3 separate regions of the Homo sapiens genome follow, and all the other regions are linked to region 2. The links are chromatin contacts, found by Hi-C or POLR2A ChIA-PET in ENCODE. All regions are on one chromosome and are shown on one strand. The core of a region is the stretch at or near the end of the contact, and the rest is flanking DNA. Distances in the headings are between cores, read along the strand shown. Region 1 holds the start of LINC00336 (long intergenic non-protein coding RNA 336). Region 2 has its middle 54 kb from the start of ZBTB9. Region 3 holds the start of CUTA (cutA divalent cation tolerance homolog).

Region 1 (3,969 bases), core at 1,447-3,946, 85 kb after region 2:
ATTCCTCTGAACTGCGGGGGTCTGTGAGGCTGGGAAGTGTGGTGTGCTGGCGCTGTCCCTGGAGCAGGAGGGGGTCTGTGTGCTGGAGCAGGCCTGAGGGCCTCTTCCCAGACACACAGTGTCCTGGGCTGGTTTCTGCGGAAGGGCCTGGCTTGACATTTCTGGGTGGTGAAGGCAGAGGTGACCCAAGGACCTGCTGTGGGGGAAGGCCCCGTGGGTGAGGGCAGAGGGCTGGGCTCGGGTCAAGGCTAGAATGGTGAGAGCCCAAGCGTTCCTGAAAGGCCTCAGAGAACACTGCAGGCGCAGGCCTGCAGGGCGGGGCTGAGGACTGGGGATCCTGAAACGCCTCAGAGAACACTACAAGGGCAGGCCTGTGGGGTGGGCCCGAGGACTGGGGAGCATTGCAGCATTGCCTTCTCCCCCTTGCATAGAGACATCTGGGGACAGCTTCCACGGCCCCTCCTGCACCAGCACACTCACTCGGCCGAAGGGCCAGCGGGACTGAAGCCCAGCCCATCACACTCACTCACCAGGCCCTGGGAGGGGTAGCATCCCCCCGGAGGGTGCCTTTCCTAACTTGTTCAAAAGGGACAATGGGCTGGCAGTGGCCCTGATTGGGTCCATGAGGTTTGGAGCATTGCGAAGGGACTTGCCAAATCTCTGTCACTCTCCTGGTCTCTCCCTGTTGGTATATAAATGTGTCCCTGTGTGTGTGTTTCTGTCTCTGCCCTGTCTCCCCATGTCTCCCAGTGTCTCTGTCTCTCTCACTGTATCTCAGGTGGGATGAAGGCAAAAGCAAAGAGGCACCCAGGTCCATTCTGAGAGAGTTTAGGGACTCAGTGGTGGCTGAAAGGAAGGCAGTGGGTTGGGTCATTTAGGAGCTGGGGGTCAGGGTGGGTGGTCCCAGGAAAATGTGGGCAGGGCCAAAGGTGGGCCTATCCACCTCAGGAGACTGTATGATCCCCCTCCTGTGGCCCCCTGGCCAAGACCTCCCAGGGAGATGGTGCCTCAGGCCCTGTCTGGGGTCACTGGGGGTCAGCCTGGCCTACACTAGGGTGAAGGGAGGGCAAAACCGGAGATTTTGCTCCCCTTCTCAACTGGGAGATGAGCTGGAAAGCAGAGAGGCAGAGGGGAGAGACTCAGCTGGGTTGAAACCTGGCTCCCACTGCAGCAAGCTCATATGACGGCAGACAAGTCTCATATCTCTCTGAATCTCAGTCTCCACGTCTGTGCAATGGGTGAATGAAGAGCTGCTTGGCTCGTAGAAGATTCTCAAAGAATCCGTGGGGCCGGGCACAGTGGCTCACGCCTGCAATCCCAGCACTTTGGGGGCCATGGCTGGTGGATCACCTGAGGTCAGGAGTTCGAGACCCGCCTGGTCAAAATGATGAAACCCTATCTCTACTAAAAATACAAATAAATTAACTGGGCATGGTGGTGGGCACCTGTAATCCCAGCTACTCGGGAGGCTGAGGCAGGAGAATCACTTGAACCTGGGAGGTGGAGGTTGCAGTGAGCCGAGATCACGCCATTGCACTCCAACGTGGGCGACAAGAGTGAAACTCCGTCTAAAAAATAAGAATCCATGGAACCATTTTTATGAAGCATCGACTACATCCTAGTCCTGTTCTAGGCACTGGGGAATAGAGCAATGAGCAAGACATACACAACCTCCACTTTGGGGGGCTTACATTATTGCTAGTGAGATAAACAACAGATACGCCAGGGTGAGAGGTGCTATGAAGAAAGCTGAGACTGGATAGTTGGGGGGATATCACAGAGGGATGAGGAGGCCTTGCTGAGGAGGTCGTGTGCCGGAAGCCAGGGAGGGAGCCATCTGGGGGAAGGGCAGCCATGGGCACAGCAAGTGCGTCGCCCTGAGGCAGGAGCAGGACTGGTGGGTTTGAGGAAAGGGATCCGTGGAGCTGGAAAGGCATACGTGGGAGGGGGTGGGACAGGAGGTGAGGTCAGAAAGGAAATGTGGAGATGCGCTTTGCTGATCATGGGTTTGGGGGTTTGTTTCTTTCTCTTTTTATCTCTGTCGCTCGGGCTGGAGTGCAGTGACGCGATGACAGCTCACTGCAACCTCCACTCCTGGGCTCAGGCGATCCTCCCGCCTCAGCGAGGACTGCAGGCGCGCGCCACCGCACCAGGCTTGGGTTTCTCGGATCCAGTGTGGAGTGATGCGATGTGGTTTGCATATTTAAAGCTCCCTGGGCTGCCGAGGAGGAAAGGCTGTAGGGGGCGGGGCCTGAAACAGGGAGGCAGGTTCCGAGGCTGCCGCAGGCGTGGGGCGGGGTCGTCTGGCTGTGACTTACTGCAGAGAGTATGAGGGGGAACCAAGAGGGTACTTACCACTAAGGGGAGCGCCTTGGCCAGCACCTCTGCTCAGTGGGGAGCCAGGCCCCGCCCCAGGTGGTACCTTCCCCCTTGCCCCATATGAGGGGCTTGTGGGGGACTTTGTCTCCATCATCCGCAGGGTGGAGCGGGGCGGCCTGGGACCTGGAGTCCGGGAAGAGTCGAAGGCCTGTGGGCGGCCGAGGTCACGCGTGGGCGCCTGCGGGGGGAGGGCGGAACCAAGAGGTTGGCACCGCAGTGCCTGTGCGCACCGAAGTGCAGCAAACACGTCTCGGCCACGACTGCCAGGCCACCCCAGGCTCCAGCGGAGCGTGCGTACCTGCGCAGGCGCTCGCATCTGAGAACTGCCGAACCGTGCCACATTTCCGTTCCCTCTGGCCTCGCCCTCAGGGGTCGACCGGCGGCGGAGCGCGGGGCCTCCTGTGCTGAAGGCAGCTCCCTGGCCTCCAGAAACTCACAGTCAGTGGTGGGAGGGCCGTAACAGACCCGCGCAGTTAAGAACCAGATGATGATGTTGCTGTAGTATAGTTTGGAGAGTGCAGAGAAGGAAGCAAGCAATGCCAGCAGGGAGGAATCCAGAAGGCTTCCAGGAGAAGGCACCATTTATGATTTGGGCTTGTATCAGGAGGAGGAAGTTGACAGGTGAAATAAGGGGAGGGCATGCCTGCCAGGCGAACAGTCTGTGATTGGGAAGTGTCCAGTCTGCACCATGACCCCACTGTCCACCTTCCTGACCAAGTAGGAACCATTTGGACTCCTCTATTGTCCTGGGCCTCCTTGTTTAGTCCACCCTTTTATTTTATTTTATTTTATTTTATATTATCTTATTTTATTTTATTTATTTCATTTCATTTCATTTCATTTTATGAGATGGAGTCCCGCTCTGTCGCCCAGGCTGGAGTGCAGTGGCGCGATCTCTGCTCACTGCAACCTCTGCCTCTGGGTTCAAGCGATTCGCCTGCCTCAGCCTCCTGAGTAGCTGGGATTACAGGCACCTGCCACCGCGCCTGTCTACTTTATTTATTATTATTATTATTTTTTGAGACAGAGTCTCACTCTGTTGCCAGGCTGGAGCAGGCTGGAATGCAGTGGAGCTTTTTCGGCTCACTGCAACCTCTGCCTCTCGGGTTCAAGCAATTCTCCTGCCTCAGACTCCTGAGTAGCTGGGACTACAGGCACGCATCGTGACACCCGGCTAATTTTTTCTATTTTTTTTAGTAGAGAAGGGGTTTCACCATGTTGGCCAGGATGGTCTCGATCTCTTGACCTCGTGATCTGCCCATCTTGTCCTCCCAAAGTGCTGGGATTACAGGTGGAAGCCACCGCACCCTGCCTTTTTTTTTTTTTTTTTTTTTTGACGGAGTCTTGCTCTGTCGCCCAGGCTGGAGTGCAGTGGCGCGATCTCGGCTCACTGCAAGCTCCGCCTCCCAGGTTCACGCCATTCTCCTGCCTCAGCCTCCCAAGTAGCTGGGACTACAGGTGCCCGCCACCATGCCCGGCTAATTTTTTGTATTTTCAGTAGAGACAGGGTTTCACCGTGTTAGTGTGCCTGGCTAATTTTTGTATTTTTAGTAGAGATGGAGTTTCACCATGTTGGCCAGGCTGGTCTCG
Region 2 (4,142 bases), core at 440-2,939:
GGAGGTGGAAGTTGCAGTGAGCCGAGATCTCGCCACTGCACTCTAGCCTGGGCAACAGAACAGGACTCTGTCCCCCATAAAAAAATTATACATAAGATATAAATTACAACTTACACTTGTGAGTGCTTTTTTTACAAACCACTCTTTCATGGATTCTCTCTCTCTCTTTTTTTTTTTTTTTTTTGAGACAAAGTCTTACTCTGTTGCCCAGGCTGGAGTGCAATGGCACGATCTCAGCTCACTGCAACCTCTGCCTCCCAGGTTCCAGTGATTCTCCCACCTCAGCCTCCCGAGTAACTGGGACTACGGGTGTGCACCACCATGCCTGAATAATTTTTTTGTATTTTTAATAGAGATATGGTTTCATGATGTTGGTCAGCCTGGTCTCGAATTCCTGACCTCAAGTGATGGAAGAGCGTTTTTTTGTTTGCGTGTTTGTTTGTTTTTAGAAACAGGGTTTTACTATATTGCCCAGACTGGTCTCAAACTGCTGGGTTCAAGTGATCCTCCCACCTCAGCCTCCCAAAGTGCTGGATTGCAGGCATTAGTCACCACACCTAGCATGAATCATTATTTGCTCAAATAAACTCTGCTAAATTTTATTGACTAAGGTTCTTCTTTAAATAATAAGTAGTAAGGGTACATGCATTTTATAAAAATTTTCCTTTTAGTTATCAATTATATGTATGTGTGCTGGCTTAGAATCTAAAATATCTTTCCTTTTTTTTTTTGAGACAGAGTCTCACTCTGTCACCCACACTGGAGTGCAGTGGCGCGATCTTGGCTCACTGCAATCTCTGTCTCCCAGGTTCAAGCAATTCTCCTGCCTCAGCCTCCTGAATAGCTGGGATTACAGGCGTTCAACACCACGCCCAGTTAGTTTTTGTATTTTTAGGAGAGATGGGTTTTCGCCATGTTGGCCAGGCTGGTCTTGAACTCCTGACCCCAGGTGATCTGCCTGCTTCGGCCTCCCAAAGTGCTGGGATTACAGACGTGAGCCACTGGGCCCTGTCTAAAATATATTTCTTACTGTGGGTCCTAGTCAAAAAAGTTTGAAAGCAGGCCCAGTTAGTTTTTGTATTTTTAGGAGAGATGGGTTTTCGCCATGTTGGCCAGGCTGGTCTTGAACTCCTGACCCCAGGTGATCTGCCTGCTTCGGCCTCCCAAAGTGCTGGGATTACAGACGTGAGCCACTGGGCCCTGTCTAAAATATATTTCTTACTGTGGGTCCTAGTCAAAAAAGTTTGAAAGCAGGCCAGGCACGGCTCACGCCTGTAATCCCAGCACTTTGGGAGGCCCAAGGTGGGTGGATTACCTGAGGTCAGGAGTTCAGGACCAGCCTGACCAACATGGTGAAACCCCATCTTTACTAAGTACAAAAAATTAGCTGGGTGTGGTGGCACATGCCTGTAATCCCAGTTATTTAGGAGGCTGAGGCAGGAGAATCGCCTGAACCCGGGAGGCGGAGGGTGCAGTGAGCCGAGATTGCACCATTGCACTCCAGCCTAGGCAACAGGAGCAAAATCTGTCTCAAAAACAAACAAAGAAACAAAGTTTGAAATTAACCGACATAGTGACTAAATTCGTACCCTTTTGAGTCAGCTGGAACTGGGCTCAGCTATGTGGCTTCGGGCAAGTAACTTAACTTCTTTTTTTTTGAGACAGAGTTTCGCTCTTGTTGCCCAGGCTGGAGTGCAAGGGCGCGACCTCGGCTCACCACAACCTCCGCTTCCGGGGTTCAAGTGATTCTCCTGCCTCAGCCTCCCGAGTAGCTGGGATTACAGGCATGTGCCACCATGCTTGGCTAATTTTTCTATTTTTAGTAGTGACGGGGTTTCTCCATGTTGGTCAGGCTAGTCTCAAACTCCCGACCTCAGGTGATCTGCCCGTCTCGGCCTCCCAAAGTGCTGGGATTACAGGTGTGGTAACAACTTCTCTGAGAGAATTTCCTCACCAATAAAACAAGATTGTAATATCCGTCTTCTTAGATTGTTATATGAGGATTAAATAAGTGCAAATTGCTTAGTTCGGCATCGGGAATGTAATATGTTCAGAAGATGTGGTTATTATTTTCTAGCTTTAAAGATACGCACACATGGCCTTGTTTCTTTCTCATTCCCAGCTCTATTAATTTCACTTCCTACTTTCTATTTTCAGCCATTTAGAGAAGCAAGTCTGCGACTCTCTAGCAATCCTGGATTTTATGGAAATTATCTCTCCCATCTCAGAGGGTTTCAAGGCCCATAAACCTGCTCCTCCCACAGCTTGCTGTCTGCAGTTCGGGGGCGGATGAACCACTCTGTGTCCCAGCCCACTCTCCGCTGTTGAGGATCAGCGTCCCGGGATCTTTGGTAATAGAGGATGCAGCTGAGGGTTTTGTTTTTAAAACTGGGCTCTCCTTCCTTTTCCTCTGAGGAAAGGAAACTTTTTTCCTGCCTCTCCTCCCAACATTGCAAGCTCTTCCTCGCTTTCTCTCACAGGTCTGCGCTCTCCTGCTAAGCCCAGGACGTTTCCTTCCCTTTTTCCCTGTGCCCCTGTTCCTTGGCCACAGGGTGGAGGTGAGCTCACGCCCCTGCCCCTCCGTTCCCTTCACCTCCATTCTGGCATGTTGCCCCCACTGTTCTCAGACTGGGGTGCTCGAGCAATCTGCCCTCCTGTGTTTTGGGGGCTGTCCAGCTGTAACCCCTTCCCTGGGTTGGGCTGCTTTACACTTGGGCTCCCACCAGGGTCCAGGAAGGGGTGGGGGCTTGGGGGTGGAGACTATGGACCCCACCTCCTCCTGGGAATGGGCACCTGGATGGCTGCTTTATGGCCATGTGAAAGCAGAGCAGGCATCACTCATTCCATCCTCATTCATTCCTTCACTCACAACAAGTGCTGCAGATACCCAAGATGACTAAGAAATGGCCCCTGCTTTCAAAAAGCTCAGTCTAGTCCCATGATGTCCTTAATCACACCCCCTCAAAAAAGTCGTATTAAGCAGTAGGTAAGGGGAAGTGACCTCTAAGAAGGATCTAACAGTGGAAATTACCTATCTTAACGACACAGGTAAATTCAACTTTGTAAAAGAGTTTATGGAGTGAGAAAAAGCATCAGAATCAAGTAAGTTTGAGGGATGAAGCCAAGTGTGCTTTTAGAAAAGTCTATTCACATTGCAAAGGTTTCTCTCCTTTCGACAGTGGCTCATGCCTATAATCCCAGCACTTTGGGAGGCCAAGGTGGGAGGATCACTTGAGTTCAAGAGTTCAAGACCAGCCTGGGCAACATAGGGAGAACCTGTCTCCATAAAAAGGTTTAAAAATCAGCCAGGTGTGGTGGCATGTGCTTGCAGTCCTATTAGGGAGGCTGAGGTGAGAGAATCACTTGAGCCCAGGAGTTCAAGGTTGCAGTGAGCTATGATGGTGTCACTGCACTCCAGCCTGGGTGACAAAACGAGACCCTGTCTCTAAAAAAAATAAAGTTTAAATTTAAATCTAAAAATAAGAGATTCCCTCCTTTTAAGTAGTCTAGAAACAGGAGCCATTCTTGTTTCTATTTTCTGGTTACATATTTAGTGTCCTGTGTCGGGAGGGTGGCAGGGTGCTGGAGCTCACTTCTAGGCCACACTGACCGTAACATTATACCATGAGACACCCACTGCTCACAGATGTGGTTATTTCCAGGACTCCACTTCTGGAAACAAGGCCCCAAGTGACTGGCTGTGGGACATTCTCCTCCCTCCAAAAGTGTGAAATAAACATCACTTAGAAAAAACTTTGCAATTGGTAAAACAGTAAGCAATGAAACAGACACTTCTCAAATATTCCAAGATGATACACGCTTTTCAGTGTGTATGATCCAATAAAGCCATTGGAGCTAGGCTTTAATAGTCAAAAAAGACTATTCAGTTAGATAGGAACTATTTGCCTATAACTATTGGCCAAAAATAGGTTAAAAAATTGTTTTAAATTTGTGCTTTACAAAACATGTGGACTTTTTTAGAAAATGTGTCAAATTTCAAAAGAAATATAGACATTATGGAAAGGTCAGTTAAGCACAGCCCTAATCCTGAAAACATAACTATGAAAGATACTAGCTGTTACTTGTAACCAAAAGGAAAAAAAAGATATTAGTAACCAATAATTAGCAAACAATGCCCATAT
Region 3 (4,561 bases), core at 1,946-4,445, 90 kb before region 2:
GGTGTCCGGGAGGGGGCTGGGGGGATAAGGAGGCCTCTTACAGCTTCCCTTCAGGGCAGGGCCCTGGGGGAGGGGTCTCACGTCCCCTGGGGAAGCGCCGGAGGCCGGAGCCAGAGCCCCTGAGGAGGAGGCAGAAGGGGAAAGTGGAGGAGCTGGGGCCACCCTCAGCAGTGCGCAATCAGCCCGAGCCCCAGGAGCAGAGGGAGCGGGCTCATCTGCAGAGGGCACTGCAGGTACTGGAGCAGGGGGAACCCGATGGAGCAAATGGTGGGGTGTGGGAAGGAGTCAAGGATTATCTCTCAGTCCTTTGCCCCCTCTTCTAGGCCTCAGTGTCTCCACCATCCCCCAGCCCTAACCAGAGTTACCAGGGCAGCAGCGGCTACAACTTCCGGCCCACAGATGCCCGCTGCCTGCCCAGGTCAGTGCTCCTCTGCCCCTCCCCCACAAAATATGCTCCCAATTATTCACATCTTCTGGACTTTATCACCCAGAATTCTTTTCCCTCTCCCCCTTGGCTACCCACTTCTTGGCCTAGACCGACTTCTAGAACTAGTGTCTGGTAGCCAGTATTCTGGGGAAGGGAGTCCCTTGGGGGTAGTGTTTGAGCTCTGCACTTCCCAGGGGGAGAAGGTCCTGTTCCCCTGCTTCAGGTCCTGACTTTCCCCACTCCAACCCCAGCAGCCCCATCCGGATGTTTGCTTCCTTCCACCCTTCTGCCAGCACCGCAGGGACCTCTGGGGACAGTGGACCCCCAGACAGGTGAGATTCTGTCTTCTATTACCAGTGATGCTCTTCTTCCCCTCTATGTGCTCAAGGCTCTTAGTCTCTAACACTGTTTCTCTGATTCACATGTGCTCTCCATTTCTGCCCATTTCTTACAATTGCCTTCTCTCCCTAGGTCACCCCTGGAACTTCACATTGGTTTCCCCACAGACATCCCTAAAAGTGCCCCCCACTCGATGACTGCCTCATCTTCCTCAGTTTCATCCCCATCCCCAGGTCTTCCTAGACGCTCAGCACCCCCTTCTCCCCTGTGCCGTAGTTTGTCTCCTGGGACTGGGGGAGGAGTCCGAGGTGGGGTTGGTTACCTGTCCCGAGGGGACCCTGTCCGGGTCCTTGCTCGGAGAGTACGGCCTGATGGCTCTGTGCAGTACCTGGTTGAGTGGGGAGGAGGGGGCATCTTCTGAACAGCCTGCCTCTGCCCAGCTCCCCATTCACACACACCGGCACTTTCATACCCTGACCTCTGACCTCACCTACAGCTGGGATGTACCTGGAGAGATAGGGGGTAGTTCTCCCTACTGCCCAGGCTGGAATCCAAGAGTGGGGAGTGGGGAAGAGGCCCTCTTCTCTACCCTCCTTCATGATTCCTGACCCCTCCCATCCTTCCCATTTCCTTTGATGTTATTTTGTTACAGCTTTTTAAATATTTTTTAAAATTATTTAACCCCTGGGGGCAGAGACTGAGGAGGGAGGATGATAAGGGATCCCGGACTCTGTATGATTGAAATAAAGAGAAATAAACAAATCTAGCAGCTCTGAGTCATTCTGAAAGATGTAGAGAATACAGGGACTAGAAGCACTTATATTCTCCCAACAAATTTGCATACATGACAAAAAACAGGCAAAAGGCAGAGAGACCCAAAGACGGGATTTATTGGGGGCCCAGTCATCACCTGGAAGTCAGAAGGCGTTGAAGTATCGCGGGGATCTTCATGATGAGCAGGAACAGGGCTCATCATGGCAGGACTGTGATAGAGTCAGAAACTGACTCTGTGACCTGGCGCACCCACTGCAGGTACGGAAAGTTCCCCTGTTCCACAGGCAATGCAATTACCTCGGCCACTTCGTAAGGGTGCACAGAACTACAAAATAGGTGGGTGGGGGAAGGGGATCACTCAAAGATTTACCCAAAAGAACCCACTCCCTTACACGCAAGCCCTAGACTGCCCAGCAAGTCACACCCACACAGTACACACCCTCACCCCATCCATCTCAAAGTTCTCACCGAACAAAATCTGTCAAAGCTGGGACCAAGGAACTTTGGGTTTTAATCATCTAAGGGACAAAGATAAACATGGTTGAATCAAGGAGTGGGATTGAGTTCAGTTTCTCAGAAGAGGGGTAAGGGCTAAAGGGGTCAGGGATTGGGGATATTTTGTTGGGTGGGGGAAATGTTTCTCACCATCAGCACCTCACTGTCTTCCTCGATCTTCCCTTTCCACTCATAGCTGAAAGGTCAGAGGGGGAGAGTTGTGGGGAGCAAAGAATTTCCCCCAGGAAAGAGGTTCCCAGTCAGCTCCTACAGTTAGGTTAACCCCCCAACTCCTATGACTCACATGGATGTAATCTGAGGGATGAGGTTGACGCAGGCTGCTAGGCGCTTCTCCACCACGGCCCTGGAGTGAAGAGACAGTCCCATTCAGAGTACCCCATAACCCCAGTTTTTGTACTGGCAGCCCAGAGACAGGCTTCCAGAGCTGGAGAAAGGAGAAAGCAGCACTCTTCTGCCCCACCCCCAACTGTCCCTTCATGATCATCCTTTCTCGCTGCACATCGAGGTCCCTACCTGGCGATCTCCTTGGCGACCTTCTCGTTGGGGCAAGTAACAAAGGCTGCAGAGACCGAGCCCGGAACGTAGCCAGAGCCGGAATCCGAGGCCGGCGAGGGCTGGGTCGGAGGGCTTCCAGAGGCCATGGTCAGCAAGACTCGGGGTAGCAACAAAAGGCGGGAGGCCACAGGCAGCAGCGCCGGCATCCAAACAAAAGACAGGAGCAGAGAGGCCTGAGAGCAGGAGGCGAATTCGATCTCTCCTCACAAACAGCCCAGGAAATTACACCCGGGGAAGCCTTCGCTTAGATCCTCAGGCTCTGCCCTCCCTCTGATGCACCCCCGAAGAATGCCCCTGAAGGTGAGAGAGAAACTTGGAAAATAAAGCAAAAGCTCATTTCACTCACACCTCAGGGGGCCAACCTCTGGGATTTAGGGTGCGGGTAGCGGTCGAGGCTTCGAGGACCGGAAGGGGCGGGGCGGGGCCGGTCACTCACCACTCCGCCGAGCAGGACCGCGGGAGCCCGCCCCCCACTCATGCGGCCTACGCTGGTACAGGAGAGTTGATCTCAAAGGCCACACGTCACACGGAGAAACAACCCCAGGAAGAGCGGCCTCTTCTTACCTGGGTGGCAGCCACGTGATTAGAAAACAGCGCGCACCATGTGACAGTAGAAGAAGGACCACCTGCGCCTCCAGAGCCAGCCAATCCCGACCCTATCATGGCGCGGTTTGCCCACCTCCTGATGAAGGAGGAGCCATGGGAGACTTGACCAATCGACTACCGCATCTGCAGACGTGCGCGGAAATGGCACGCCCGTTTCCGTGTGAACCCGAAACTGCCACTTGCTGGCTGAGGAGAGCCGCTGCGGCGTTCCACTGTCACGTGAGGGGGCCGGTCCTCTTCGGCGGCGGCACTCAGTGAGTGACGCCAAGTGGCCAATCACAGGCCAGCCTCGCAGGCCACGTGAGGCGAGAGCTGGTTCCAGGAAAGGGGGGCCAGAGACCCCGCAGAGTCGATGCGTCAGGCTGTGGAGTGGGGAATCATCCTTAAACCCCACAATGTGCCTAGTGACCTCCCCTGCACTGTTTCCGAGGTCTTAAGGAGTGGGAGGGTCTGAGAAGGACCCTTCACCCCAAACTCAGGGGTTAAGAGAGCGCCCCCTGCCCTTTTAGTTGGGCAGAGATATGCCTGGGTTTGGGAATGAACAACGGTGATCTAGAAGCCCGCTGTCCCTGGGTAGCAGGGAGTGATTAGGCAGGCACGGGCATGGCAAGACAATAGCTAGCTGAGGAAAGAAGCATTTTAAAACAGAGCGAGACCCTGTGGTAGAGGATGGTGAAAATGGGGCCTAGCCATCTTAATTGAAAACCCAAAGCTTGAGACAGACTACTGAATCAGAGGGAAGGAGAACGAGGGCTGCAGGATGGGGACAGTGGTGATGGTCCTTCTGTCCCCTCTTCCCTGCCTATTCCACTCCCCAGGATTGGTCCACCTCTCAGCCTCGGGTCTCCTTTCCCTAACCCATCCCCCAAGGAGCCAGGACCTGCCCTACATAACTTCCCTGGGGCCCAAGCACATCCTGTGACCCAAAAATGGAGAGAGGGGCCAATGAGAGGCAGAGAGGTGGGAGGAGGTGCAGAGAAAAAAGCTCTTGCCACTGCCCCCACCCAATATTTCCCCTCCCTTCAAGGTCTGAGGTCATTGGTCTGGTGGTGGGGATGCCTCGGAGTTTCCCAGGCTGACGTCAGGGTTATACCTCTCGGAGGTTCTAGGGCAGGGAAGTGGGGAGGGGAGGTTCCCTGAGATCTCTGTCTTTGAGTTTGGAGTTTGTCTCTGAGACAGATTTCGGAGGGGTCTTTCAGTATTTGTGTGGAGATCTTTCTTAGGATTGAGTTTCCTTTTATGCTTCTGGTTTGGGGGGTTTCTATGTTTCAGGGTCTGTGGTCGCACTCTGAGGTCTTTCGAAGTCTTCTTCATGAATTTTGGGTCTCTGAGTTGTCCATCTCC

The links. A loop is a pair of places that touch in the nucleus more often than their neighbours do. ChIA-PET counts read pairs that join two places held with the same protein, here RNA polymerase II (POLR2A). Pooled maps may share reads with other maps.
Region 1: a pooled map shows a loop between it and region 2 (3-fold over the local background). The contact joins the promoter of LINC00336 here to the enhancer-like site in region 2. A Hi-C loop is called at or near these places in 3 of 168 maps with a recorded cell type or tissue (K562, PC-3 and mammary epithelial cell), 3 of 37 single-sample maps with no recorded cell type and 4 of 50 pooled maps. POLR2A ChIA-PET finds 5 or more read pairs at or near these places in 6 of 52 experiments (HEK293, Panc1, RWPE1 and 1 more).
Region 3: a pooled map shows a loop between it and region 2 (5-fold over the local background). The contact joins the promoter of CUTA here to the enhancer-like site in region 2. A Hi-C loop is called at or near these places in 3 of 37 single-sample maps with no recorded cell type and 4 of 50 pooled maps. POLR2A ChIA-PET finds 5 or more read pairs at or near these places in 6 of 52 experiments (A549, H1, Panc1 and 3 more).

What each region holds. Positions count from the first base shown.
Region 1 is chr6:33,590,642-33,594,610 of GRCh38, forward strand. It overlaps LINC00336 (long intergenic non-protein coding RNA 336), which reads right to left and starts at 2,697. Exons shown (of 2, transcript NR_027908.2): 1 at 2,356-2,697. RefSeq lists enhancers at 1-453, 114-223, 607-1,246, 2,527-3,166.
Region 2 is chr6:33,506,907-33,511,048 of GRCh38, forward strand. No RefSeq gene overlaps it. Among named protein-coding and RNA genes, the nearest start is that of ZBTB9, 54 kb to the left of the region's middle. Within about 2 kb of position 1,690, at least 4 of the 41 ENCODE cell types and tissues checked have a DNase peak (open chromatin) inside an H3K27ac peak, as active enhancers do.
Region 3 is chr6:33,414,912-33,419,472 of GRCh38, forward strand. It overlaps CUTA (cutA divalent cation tolerance homolog), which reads right to left and starts at 3,196. Exons shown (of 6, transcript NM_001014840.2): 1 at 3,048-3,196; 2 at 2,570-2,784; 3 at 2,340-2,399; 4 at 2,186-2,231; 5 at 2,009-2,058; 6 at 1,531-1,865. The coding sequence starts at 3,089. The coding sequence ends at 1,739. It overlaps PHF1 (PHD finger protein 1), which reads left to right. Exons shown (of 15, transcript NM_024165.3): 12 at 44-233; 13 at 324-418; 14 at 679-759; 15 at 899-1,528. The coding sequence ends at 1,187. It also overlaps a transcript of SYNGAP1 not described here.